Regions from separate parts of the Homo sapiens genome. Here region 2 is linked to region 1. The links are chromatin contacts, found by Hi-C or POLR2A ChIA-PET in ENCODE. All regions are on one chromosome and are shown on one strand. The core of a region is the stretch at or near the end of the contact, and the rest is flanking DNA. Distances in the headings are between cores, read along the strand shown. Region 1 has its middle 13 kb from the start of ITPR2. Region 2 overlaps TM7SF3 (transmembrane 7 superfamily member 3).

Region 1 (5,168 bases), core at 1,793-4,292:
AAAGAAGGTAGCGGATAAAACCCACAGAGAAAACTGCCATCTAACACCAGAGAATGCTGCCATGCTTGTGGTTCCTGATTTTTGGGAAGACATAATACTTTGGTTGGGCAAAACCAGGGAGAATAAATCCAGGGAAAACTTCCTGGAGTCCTTTTTCTCACCCCTGTGATTCCCCCAAGTTTACCTTTGTTTTCTCTCATTTATGAATCTAGTTTGAAATGCAGTAATGTGGGTCTACTTTAGTGCATTATTTCGGATGTATACATCCTGATTACCCAACTAATTAGCATCAATTTGTTTAAGGCAAGAACTCTGAGTTGTACTTTTTGTTTCAGAGTGAACACCTAGATGTGAAGGAAGCTGTTTTGTACCTGTTTTTTGTACCTATAGGCACAGTACCACAGTCTACAGTCCTGATTATTTGTAAGAACTCAATATATAAAAAAGAAAGTATAAGAAATCAATGGGAAAGCATGAGATTATACAAGAAATGATGTTATTTACTTACATGGAGAATACTAGTTTAGCAGTTTTAAGCTATCACGTATCTTAAAAATAAATCCAGGGCCAGGTGCAGTGACTCACGCCTGTAACCCCAGCACTTTGGGAGGCCAAGGTGGAAGGATCACTTGAGGTCAGGAGTTTGAGACCAGTCTAGGCAACATAGCCAGACCCCATCTTAAAAAAAAAAAAATTTAATTTAAAAAATTTTAAAAACTACATCCATAGTCCCAGTTACTCAGAGGCTGAGACAGGAAGATCTCTTTAGCTCAGGAGTTTGAGGCTTCAGTGAGACATGATGGTGCCACTGCACTCCAGCCTGGGTGACACAGTGAGACCTTGTCTCAAAAATAAATTAATTAATTTTATATTTAATGACTTAATGTATTCATCTGAATTCAAAATTCACCAAAATAAAGGGAATTGAATATTTACCATCTTAAGAACAGGGGATACCTATGCTTAGAAATACATATGCATTAATATAAAAACATAAAGCAAATTATGAAGTAAGTTTAATTCTTACAACTTTAAATTTTTATGTAAAAATTCTAACACCAGTAAGGGAAGGGGAAAGGGTGAGTGAAGGGAACAAAAAGCGATATAAATGTGTTTACTACCACTGAACTGCATACTTAAAATGGTAAAGATGGTAAATTATATATGTATTTTTTCTTCTATTTTTAAAATGTAACAAAAAACTCAACTGAAAGTAAAACAACAAAGTGGGAATAGTTTGCAACAAATATTATAGGCAAAAGGTTGGTTATAGGCAAAAAAATAAAAGTAATATAATAGTGAGATATCATTTCTCATGCATTAGATTAGCAAAATAAAAGTTTTTAGTTATTGTAACCAATGCTGTTAGTCAAACAGCCAATATCATATTTTGTACAACCATTTTAATGGCAATGTGGACATATGGAATATAACCTAAAGAAATAATCCTATGTATGAAAAGTGCTTTATTCACAATTATGTTTATCATAGTAATAATAATAAGCATGGAGAAGAAAATAAATATTGAACAGTAGCAAATTAGTGATTACACTGTAGCAGCTGCCAGGGAGTATAGTAAGCAATTCTTACTAAGAATATGTAATAATATGTAAAATGATTTATATGATGACTTTATTTTTATTTTTTTATTTTTTTTTATTTTTTTGAAACGAAGTTTTGCTCGTCGCCCCGGCTGGAGTGCAGTGGCACGGTCTTGACTCACTGCAACCTCCGCCCCCTGGAGGCCACAATTTCTCCATTCCCAGTTGTCCGGGATATTTTCTCCTAGAGTTGTTCCATAATTGCCTGTGTCTCTGATACTAGGGATTCTTAATATATGTCATATACTCAGCCTCCTGAGTAGCTGGGATTACAGGCACCCACCACCACGCCCAGCTAATTTTTGTATTTTTAGTAGAGACAGACAGGGTTTCACGTTAGCCAGGCTGGTCTCGAGCTCCTGACCTCAGGTGATCCACCCACCTCAGCCTCCCAAAGTGCTGGGATTAAAGGTGTGAGCCATCTCGCCCTGCCTATATGATGACTTTAAAAGCAAGATTGAATCACTAGGGAAAAAACAATAATCAACAAAAAATACTACTATAATAAAACTATGGTAATTTTTTCTCCTTTCTTCTTTTAGAGAGGATCTATTTTTTAAAGAAAAATATAAACTGTTCCACAATAAATGGCATTTGCTTTTAAGAAAAAAAAATTCCCCCCAAAATTATAAGGAAGGCTTTTTCCAGCAAAATCTGATAATGGCACAGTAGAGTGAGGGCAGAGCAGTAAAAGAGGGAATCATTAGTTTCCGCTGCGCAGAAGACATGATGGGAAATTCCCTCTCGGTGTTTTAATTGATCTTTTCCTATAGGTGCATATTTTTAAGAAAATGATTATCATGTTCTTTGTAATGAAATCATAAGGACAGCACATACAGCTTCGTGGCGTTTTAGCAATTCATTTTTCCTGGGCCAGTATCTCCTGGCATCTTTCAGAATATCTCAGAGGAAAAAAGTACATGTGGAAATTCAAGAAGCCAGTAGAATTTGAATCCACCCTTCCTGGCAGAAACAGATTTCTGAAGATTGGAATGTAGTTCTCCATGACAACCTTATCAGTGTCTGGTGTCTGCTTATTTCTGAGTACCATGTTCCAGGAAAGTGTTGCAACTAAACTTGTTACCATTTTTGCGGTAGCTATGAGCTCCCGGCTAAGCACAGATGTGGCCTCGCTCACCGTTACAATCTCTGCTTATCAAACTGGAGCAGGCTTTGCATTGAATAAAGCTTGCAATAAATGATACAGAGACACTGACAGAGAGGTAAGATGCTAAACTCTTTTCAATAGGAGCTTTTTAGAGATAAGTCAAATATATGGACCTAAACTTAGCTCCCCAAGCTCTTCCAAATCAGCTTCCATCTACTCTGAAGAATGTTCTAAGACAGGTGTGAATCTAATCCAGTATTTTTCCATTGAAATAGGTTTACACTAGAGAAAACTCGAAATTTTTTTCAAATAGTACGAATATACCCATCACAGCTGCTTCACACGGACTTTCATTTCCCTGAAATGATAGACACCTGCTCCATACGTCACTTCCTACCCATATTTGTATGTAAACTGAGATAACAGGACACCAGGTTTTGAATATGTGCTCACTTCCTTGAGACTATTTAAGCATCTGTATTGTGGAATTTCTGAAAGAAAGTGTAAATGGCAATGTGTGGAACTAAAGGGTAGGCAGGTAGATTAAGCAGTAGATTAAGCCAGCAGTAACTGTTCTGTTTGCTTCCGAAAAGCATGCTATTTTACCCACAGGCCACAGTTTCTCCATTCCCAGTTGTCCAGGATATTTTCTCCTAGAGTTGTTCCATAATTGCCTATGTCTCTGATACTAAGGATTCTTAATATATGTCATTCCTCCAACACACAGGCATACACACATCCATATAAAGTTCTATTATATTGGTTTTTCAGCAACTATATTAAAAATCTACATTGGGCCGGACGCGGTGGCTCACGCCTGTAATCCCAGCACTTTGGGAGGCCGAGGCGGGCGGATCACGAGGTCATGAGATCGAGACCATCGTGGCTAACACGGTGAAACCCTGTCTCTACTAAAAATAATAAAAAAAAAAATTAGCCGGGTGCAGTGGTGGGCGCCTGCAGTCCCAGCTACTCGGGAGACTGAGGCAGGAGAATGGCGTGAACGTGGGAGGCGGAGCTTGCAGTGAGCCGAGATAGCGCCACTGCAGTCAGGCCTGGGCGAAAGAGCGAGACTCTGTCTCAAAAAAAAAAAAAAAAAATTCTATATTAACTTTACTTTCACTCTTAAAGTTTAAAATTATCATCTGGTTGTTAGTCATTAGTATTTTCTTCTAACTTGATGTTTATCTAACTTTTTTTTTTCCTTATAGATTTTCTTCTTGTCAGCCTATTCTTCGACCAAAGATGAATATTTTGGGAGAGAGATCTCTTTCTCTCTACTCTCACCCTGCTAAGACACATCCCATCAATCCAAACAGCATCAGTCATCAGGCACCATTCATGGTTTTGGTTTGTTTTTTGTTTTTAAAAACAAGGTCTCACTCTGTTGCCCAGGCTGGAATGCAGTGGCCCAATCACAGTTCACTGCAGCCTTGAATTCCTGCGCTCAAGCGATCCTGTGCCTCAGCCTCCTGAGTAGCTGGGACTACGGGTGCACACCACTATTCCCAGCCATCGTGGTTGTTTCTATTGGGTTGGTGCAAAAGTTACTTTTAATAGCAAAACTGCAATAACTTTTGCACTAACCTAATAATATAGCTTTTGTCTAAGTCAGTGTTGCATTAGATGCTTTCACCTTAGTCCACTTTTTCTTTTTTTCTTTTCTTTTTTTTTTTTTTTTGAGACAGGGTCTCCCTCTGTTGCCAAGGCTGGTGTGATCAAGACTCACTGCAGTCTCAACCTCCTGGGCTCAAGCAATTCTCCTACCTCAGCTTCCTAAATAGCTGGGAACACGAGCATAACACCACCACACCCGACTAACTTTGTTTATTTTTTGTAGAGGCAGGGTCTCACCATGTTGCCCAGGCTGGTCTCAAGCTCCTGGGCTTGAGCAATCCTCCCACCTCAGCCTCCCAAAATGCTGGTACTATAAATGTAAGCCACCACGTCCAGCCTCCACTTCTTAATATTCACCCGTTTCTTCCCCCACACTAATAAAAATATCAGCTTTCATTTTTCTCTAAACTGGTGTGCACCATGACTGGGTCAACTTGTAGCCAATCAGGTACAGGATTTGGGGGGGAAAAAACTATGTTATCATCTGACAATGTTCTATTCATAAAGCAAGCAGATATGAACATTTTAATGCTTTAAAATGTAACTGGTCTGTGGTGGCTTACATCTGTAATCCCAAGCCTTGGGCAACATAGTGAAACCTTGTCTTTACAAAAAATAAACAAAATAAGCTTGGCATGGTGTTGCGCACCTATAGTCCCAGCTATTCAGGAGATCGCACCGCTGCACTCCAGCGTGAGGGATACAGCCAAACCCTGTCTCAAAAATAAATTGAATAATTAGTACCTGTTTATTGAAAGTTAATGGGATATACTGGCAGTCATTTTACTCATGCAGCAAATATTTATTGAGCAACTACTGTGTGGCAATCATTATGTTAAGTG
Region 2 (5,168 bases), core at 1,382-3,881, 150 kb after region 1:
ACACTGACCATCCTCTGCAGATGCTTCAGCAACATCTCCTCAGTGAGGTCATTCTCAGGCAGAAAATACTGATAGACATCATACTGCAACCTCCACCTGGAGTCCTGGTCTGTCCCAGCGTCACATGGTGGGGGATCTACGCCTCTAAAGTCAACCAACAAAATGAAACATCAGTCTCTTGTGGTGCAAGTCCCATCTATAAAAAGGAACCAAGAGCCCTAATTTCAAACACTTGCAACAATAATTACAATTTAACAGTTCACCTTTTGCAGTGGCAACAATTGGTATTCTGAAGAAAAGTAATGCACTGTTATGGACTGAATGTTTGTGTCTCCCCAAAATTAATATGCTGAGACCCTCACTCCCAGTGTGATGATATTAGGAGGTGGGACCTTTGGAAGGTAATTAGGTCATGAAGGTGAAGCCCTAATGAATCGAATTACTGCCCTCATAAAGGAGATCCCAGAGAGCCCTCTAGCCTTCTTTCTGTCATGTGTGGACACAATGACAACCCAGCAGTCTGTAACCTGGACGAGAACCTTCACCAGAACTCAACTGTGCTGGCATCCTGATCGTGGACTTCTACCCTCTAGAACCATGAGAAAGAAGTTTATAAGCCACCCAGTCTGTGCTACTTTGTTACAGCACCACAAACTAAGACAAACACCAACAGGCAAAGGTGATTACATAACTGGATTCTGATATCAGTCAGGCCTAGAGTAAAATACTACAGCTCTGGGGAGGCAAAAAAATTTTTTTTAAAAAAAAGCTGGGTGCAGTGGCTTATGCCTGTAATCCCAGCACTTTGGGAGGCTGAAGCAGGAGGATTGCTTGAGCTAAGAAGTTCAAGACCAGCCAGGGCAACATAGAAAGACCTCATCTTTGATTTAAAAAAAAAAAAAAGAAGAAGAATATAGCAGATTTGTCATTTGTTAGCAAGTAGGGTAACCTCCATAACCCCTAGGGAAACTTTCTGTAAAATAACAGCAATTGCCCTTCTTCATAAAATTGTTAGGATTAAATGGCAAAGAACATAACAACACTCAGCACCACGGACAATGCACAGGAAGCATTCAAGTGTTCTCAAATGTTAGCTATCATTACTATTAAAGCAGAAACTGAGGCACAGCTTTAATTAAAACAATGAATCTTTATAAAAATAAAAGGATGTTTCAGGGCTACTGAGTGCTATCTATATTTAAAGTGCTTTATAAAAACCAGGATGTATTTTCAAGCTCATAATAGACTCACATCTGGCTCTTCAAATAAAAAGAGTTCACAAGAATGAAGTGGGAAAATATTAACTGTAAATGACAGTCCAAATATTAATAGTGAAGTTTAAATTACATCAATTCCCCCCAAAAATTAACTCAATTTTACTACAGAGAATTAGGGACTTGAGAGAGCTGGTCAAATCTACACAACTGTCGTCATGTATATTCTAAAAGCATTTCTCAGACATGGGAGACAGACGTACCTCGCATAGCCTAGGTTTGCTGGGGCAAACTTGATAGTCGTTTCAAAGAAATTATACTCCAAGTAAATGTTGGGATCAATATCTAAATCGAACTCCAAATTACAGCCTCCAGGGACAGGATCTGGATAAGAAATAGGGAAGTTACTAAACAAACAATTCCTACATATCCAAATCATACTCAGAAAAACAGAACTCTATCTACTCTTACAAAAACTTCCCAAATAGAAGTTAAATATAAACGTAGAGCTTCTAGTCGTATACTATTTCATGAACTGAGGTTAAAGAGGGTAGAGTTAACTGAGGTTCAGGGCCCTAGAGCAGGGCAGAGCCAAAATTTTCTGTAAAAGGCCTAATAGTATTTTAGGCTTTGTCAGTCTGATGGTCTCTGCAGTAACTACCCACCCCAGTCCTTGTGGCAGGAAAGCAGCCACAGGCAATACGTACAGGAAGAGGCATAGCTGTGTTTCAGTAAAACTTTATGTACAAAAACAGGCAGCAAGCTGGATCTGGCTCATGGTCTGTAGTTTGCCAACCTTTCCTCTAGAGTTAAAAAGATCGGCTATTGGTTGACTACTTCTGGCCAGGTTTGGAATGCAGATACACAGTGTGTATATATGTTTCAATATCATGTTGGAATCTTCCTCCAAATTCTATGCTCTTCTTTCATACTCTCCTTTTTCTGCACTTATGGATCTTTACCACACCACAAATGGTATGTATGCCAGCTGAAGCTCCTCTGTTCATAATTTTTCTTTGTACACTGTCCTTGACGCAAGCCTTAATTAAGTCTATGGTTTCTTATCAGGTAATTAGCCTTTTGTTATAGCTAACATTTCCTATCTTCTACTCCAGTAATCTTCTGGATTCTCCCTCCTTTCCTAACTAGCGCTCCCTCTCCTTCCCTTTACCCCCAAGCTTTAAGAGTAGTCTAAATTTATTCACCTCACCTTCACTCCTCCATCCCTGTTGTGCCACTAAAGTGACTCTCATAAAGGGCCACCGCTGACTCCTACTTGCTCTAGCATACGGACACTTTCAGTCAGTTCTCTTGACCTCTCCGTAGACTGTAACTTACCACTTCCTTTTTTTTTTTTTTTTTTTTGAGACGGAGTCTTGCTCTATCACCCAAGCTGGAGTGAAGTGGCGCAATCTCAGCTCACTGCAACCTCTGCCCACCGGGTTCAAGCAATTCTCCTGCCGCAGCCTCCTGAGTACCTGGGATTGTAGGCACCTGCCACCACACCTGACTAATTTTTGTATTTTTAGTAGAGATAGAGTTTCGCCATGTTGGCCAGGCTAGTCTCAAACTCCCGATTATATAAATTATACCTGCAACCTGCTTCGGCCTCCCAAAGTGCTGGGATTACAGGTGTGAGCCACCGTGCCCGGCCTGCTCCCTTTTAAAGGCAGAAACTCCAGGCTTTCTTCCTACCTTCTTGACTACTCCACAGTGTTGTGCTTATTCCTCAGGAGTTATTATCCACCAGAAACAGTGCCTGACACATAGTAGGCACTAGTAAAGTATTTGCTATGATTTTTTTGCCCTAAATATCCAAGTACATGCCTGGATAATCTCACTCACTGCCACAGCTTTTATTAACAGCTATTTAGTTGGGAATCTAATCTCACCCCTCCACTCCAGGCCCTTATTTAAATTATGTACTCTGCATTTCCATCCAAATGTCCTACAAGCATCTCAGACTGTGTCCCAAACTGAAGTCATCACCTACTCCGTCCCACCTCCCAAAACATCCAGCACCACCATAACCCTGTTCCTACACCTATTTTGTATCACTATTTCCCTGCTGCCCAAATAGGAAACCTATGCTTCCCTCTTATACTCCATAACCACCAGTCATTGTGTTGTATCAATTCCACCTTCTGGATATCTCAAATCCTGCTCCTCTTCTCCATCCCGCCTCTCATGGCCTCTGTTCAGATCCTCATTTCTCATTTTGTGCTGAGTCCTGACTCTGCTGCGCCCTCTCCAATCCATCCCCACACTACTTCTAGAGTTAGCTTTCTAAGAGATGAAATGGACTACACCATTCCTCTGCTTAAAAACTCTATGCCTCCTTAGAACCTACCTCGAAATAAAGTACAAACCTCAAATTGTATGCAAGGCCCTCCACACTCCAGCTGCAGCCACACTCACAACGTGCCATTCTCCAAATCATTTTTCTTCATGACGTCGAGCTTACTGCTTCTGCTTAGAACAACTAAACTGTTAAGGACTATGTCTTGCCTTAACTATTACTGCTTCTCCAAGGGCTCCCTAAATGTTTTTCGAATGAATAAACATGTTCTCCTAGTCACTACCTGAGCTTTCAGTCATCGTGCTAATTCTCTTACTATAAAATATTTCTGATTATAGGCTGGGCGCAGTGGCTCATGCCTGCAATCCCAGCACTTTGGGAGGCTGAGGCGGGCGAATCACAAGGTCAGGAGTTCGAGACCAGCCTGGCCAACATGGTGAAACGCCATCTCTACTAAAAATACAAAAAATTAGCTGGGCCTGGTGGCGGGCGCCTGTAATCCCAGCTACTTGGGAGGCTGAGGCAGGAGAATCGCTTGAACCCGGGAGGCAGAGGTTGCAGTGAGCCGAGATCGCGCCACTACACTCCAGCCTGGGTGACAGTGCGAGACTCCATCTCAAAAAAAAAAAATCCGATTATATAAATTATACTTGCAACAAACAATCTCAATAGGATAATTTTCCTTAAAGTTTCATGAACACATTCCATATTCCAAAGAGTAAGAGGGAGGAGAAGACAGAAGGGTTACCTCTTTCTGAGTAGGAGAGTAGGATAGCCATATTCTGGACAGGCTGTATGCCTGAAGTCCCCAAGTACCAAGTGCATGTACTCTGCTCTGGTCTAAGGATGAAAACCAGTCCACTGGCAGTGCCTGTTTCCGAGGAATTGGAAAGGAGAGTCTGCAGTCCAGAAGAAACATTGTCATGAATAGGAAGTCGACCAAAACATAAATTACTGAGCTGATCCAGTGTGCATGTCCTATTCCAAATCTTCCCAAAACAAATAGAAAAAAAAAACCTTCCTTAAATAACCAGGGAATTCTTTTCATCTCTATGTTCACATGCCCACACATATACATGGAAAAAGCATTCTTGAAAAATATACGATTGTCTTAGTTAAGGCTGCTATAACAAAGTACCACAGGTAAGGTGGTTATAAACAACAGAAATTTATTTTCGCAATTCTAGAGTCTGGTGGTTCATGATAGCGGTGCCAACACAGTCGGGTTCTGATGAAAGCTGTCTTATAGGCTGAAGACTCCCAACTTCTTGTTGTATCCTCACATGACAGAGAAAGGGCAAGAAACATATCTGGGGTCCCTTTTATAAGGCCACTAATCCCATTCATGAGGGCTCTAAATGGGGGCCCATGACCTAATCACTTCCCAAAGACTCCACTTCCTAATATAACACACTGAGGATGAGTATTTCAACTGTGAATTTTGTGAAGACACAAACATTCTGTCTGTAAAAATAATCTTTGATCAGGAATAGCAGATGCACAGTGAAATTCCCAAGTGTTTCAATTAATTTGAATTAAGATTTACTATGTCAAATAATGTTTTATCTTAGTTTCTAAGACCACTAGGACAAAAACATGAGACCTGGCCCCAAGGAGTTCAGTTTTCGAGGTACCTTTTAAATTGTGTTATAACT

The links. A loop is a pair of places that touch in the nucleus more often than their neighbours do. ChIA-PET counts read pairs that join two places held with the same protein, here RNA polymerase II (POLR2A).
Region 2: POLR2A ChIA-PET joins it to region 1 with 13 read pairs in Panc1. The contact joins two enhancer-like sites. A Hi-C loop is called at or near these places in 1 of 168 maps with a recorded cell type or tissue (MCF 10A). POLR2A ChIA-PET finds 5 or more read pairs at or near these places in 3 of 52 experiments (HepG2, Panc1 and activated naive CD4-positive, alpha-beta T cell).

What each region holds. Positions count from the first base shown.
Region 1 is chr12:26,843,514-26,848,681 of GRCh38, forward strand. No RefSeq gene overlaps it. Among named protein-coding and RNA genes, the nearest start is that of ITPR2, 13 kb to the left of the region's middle. RefSeq lists a silencer at 1,563-1,857. Within about 2 kb of position 3,043, at least 3 of the 41 ENCODE cell types and tissues checked have a DNase peak (open chromatin) inside an H3K27ac peak, as active enhancers do.
Region 2 is chr12:26,995,265-27,000,432 of GRCh38, forward strand. It overlaps TM7SF3 (transmembrane 7 superfamily member 3), which reads right to left. Exons shown (of 12, transcript NM_016551.3): 3 at 4,262-4,412; 4 at 1,478-1,598; 5 at 1-144. Among named protein-coding and RNA genes, the nearest start is that of TM7SF3, 17 kb to the right of the region's middle. Within about 2 kb of position 2,632, at least 3 of the 41 ENCODE cell types and tissues checked have a DNase peak (open chromatin) inside an H3K27ac peak, as active enhancers do.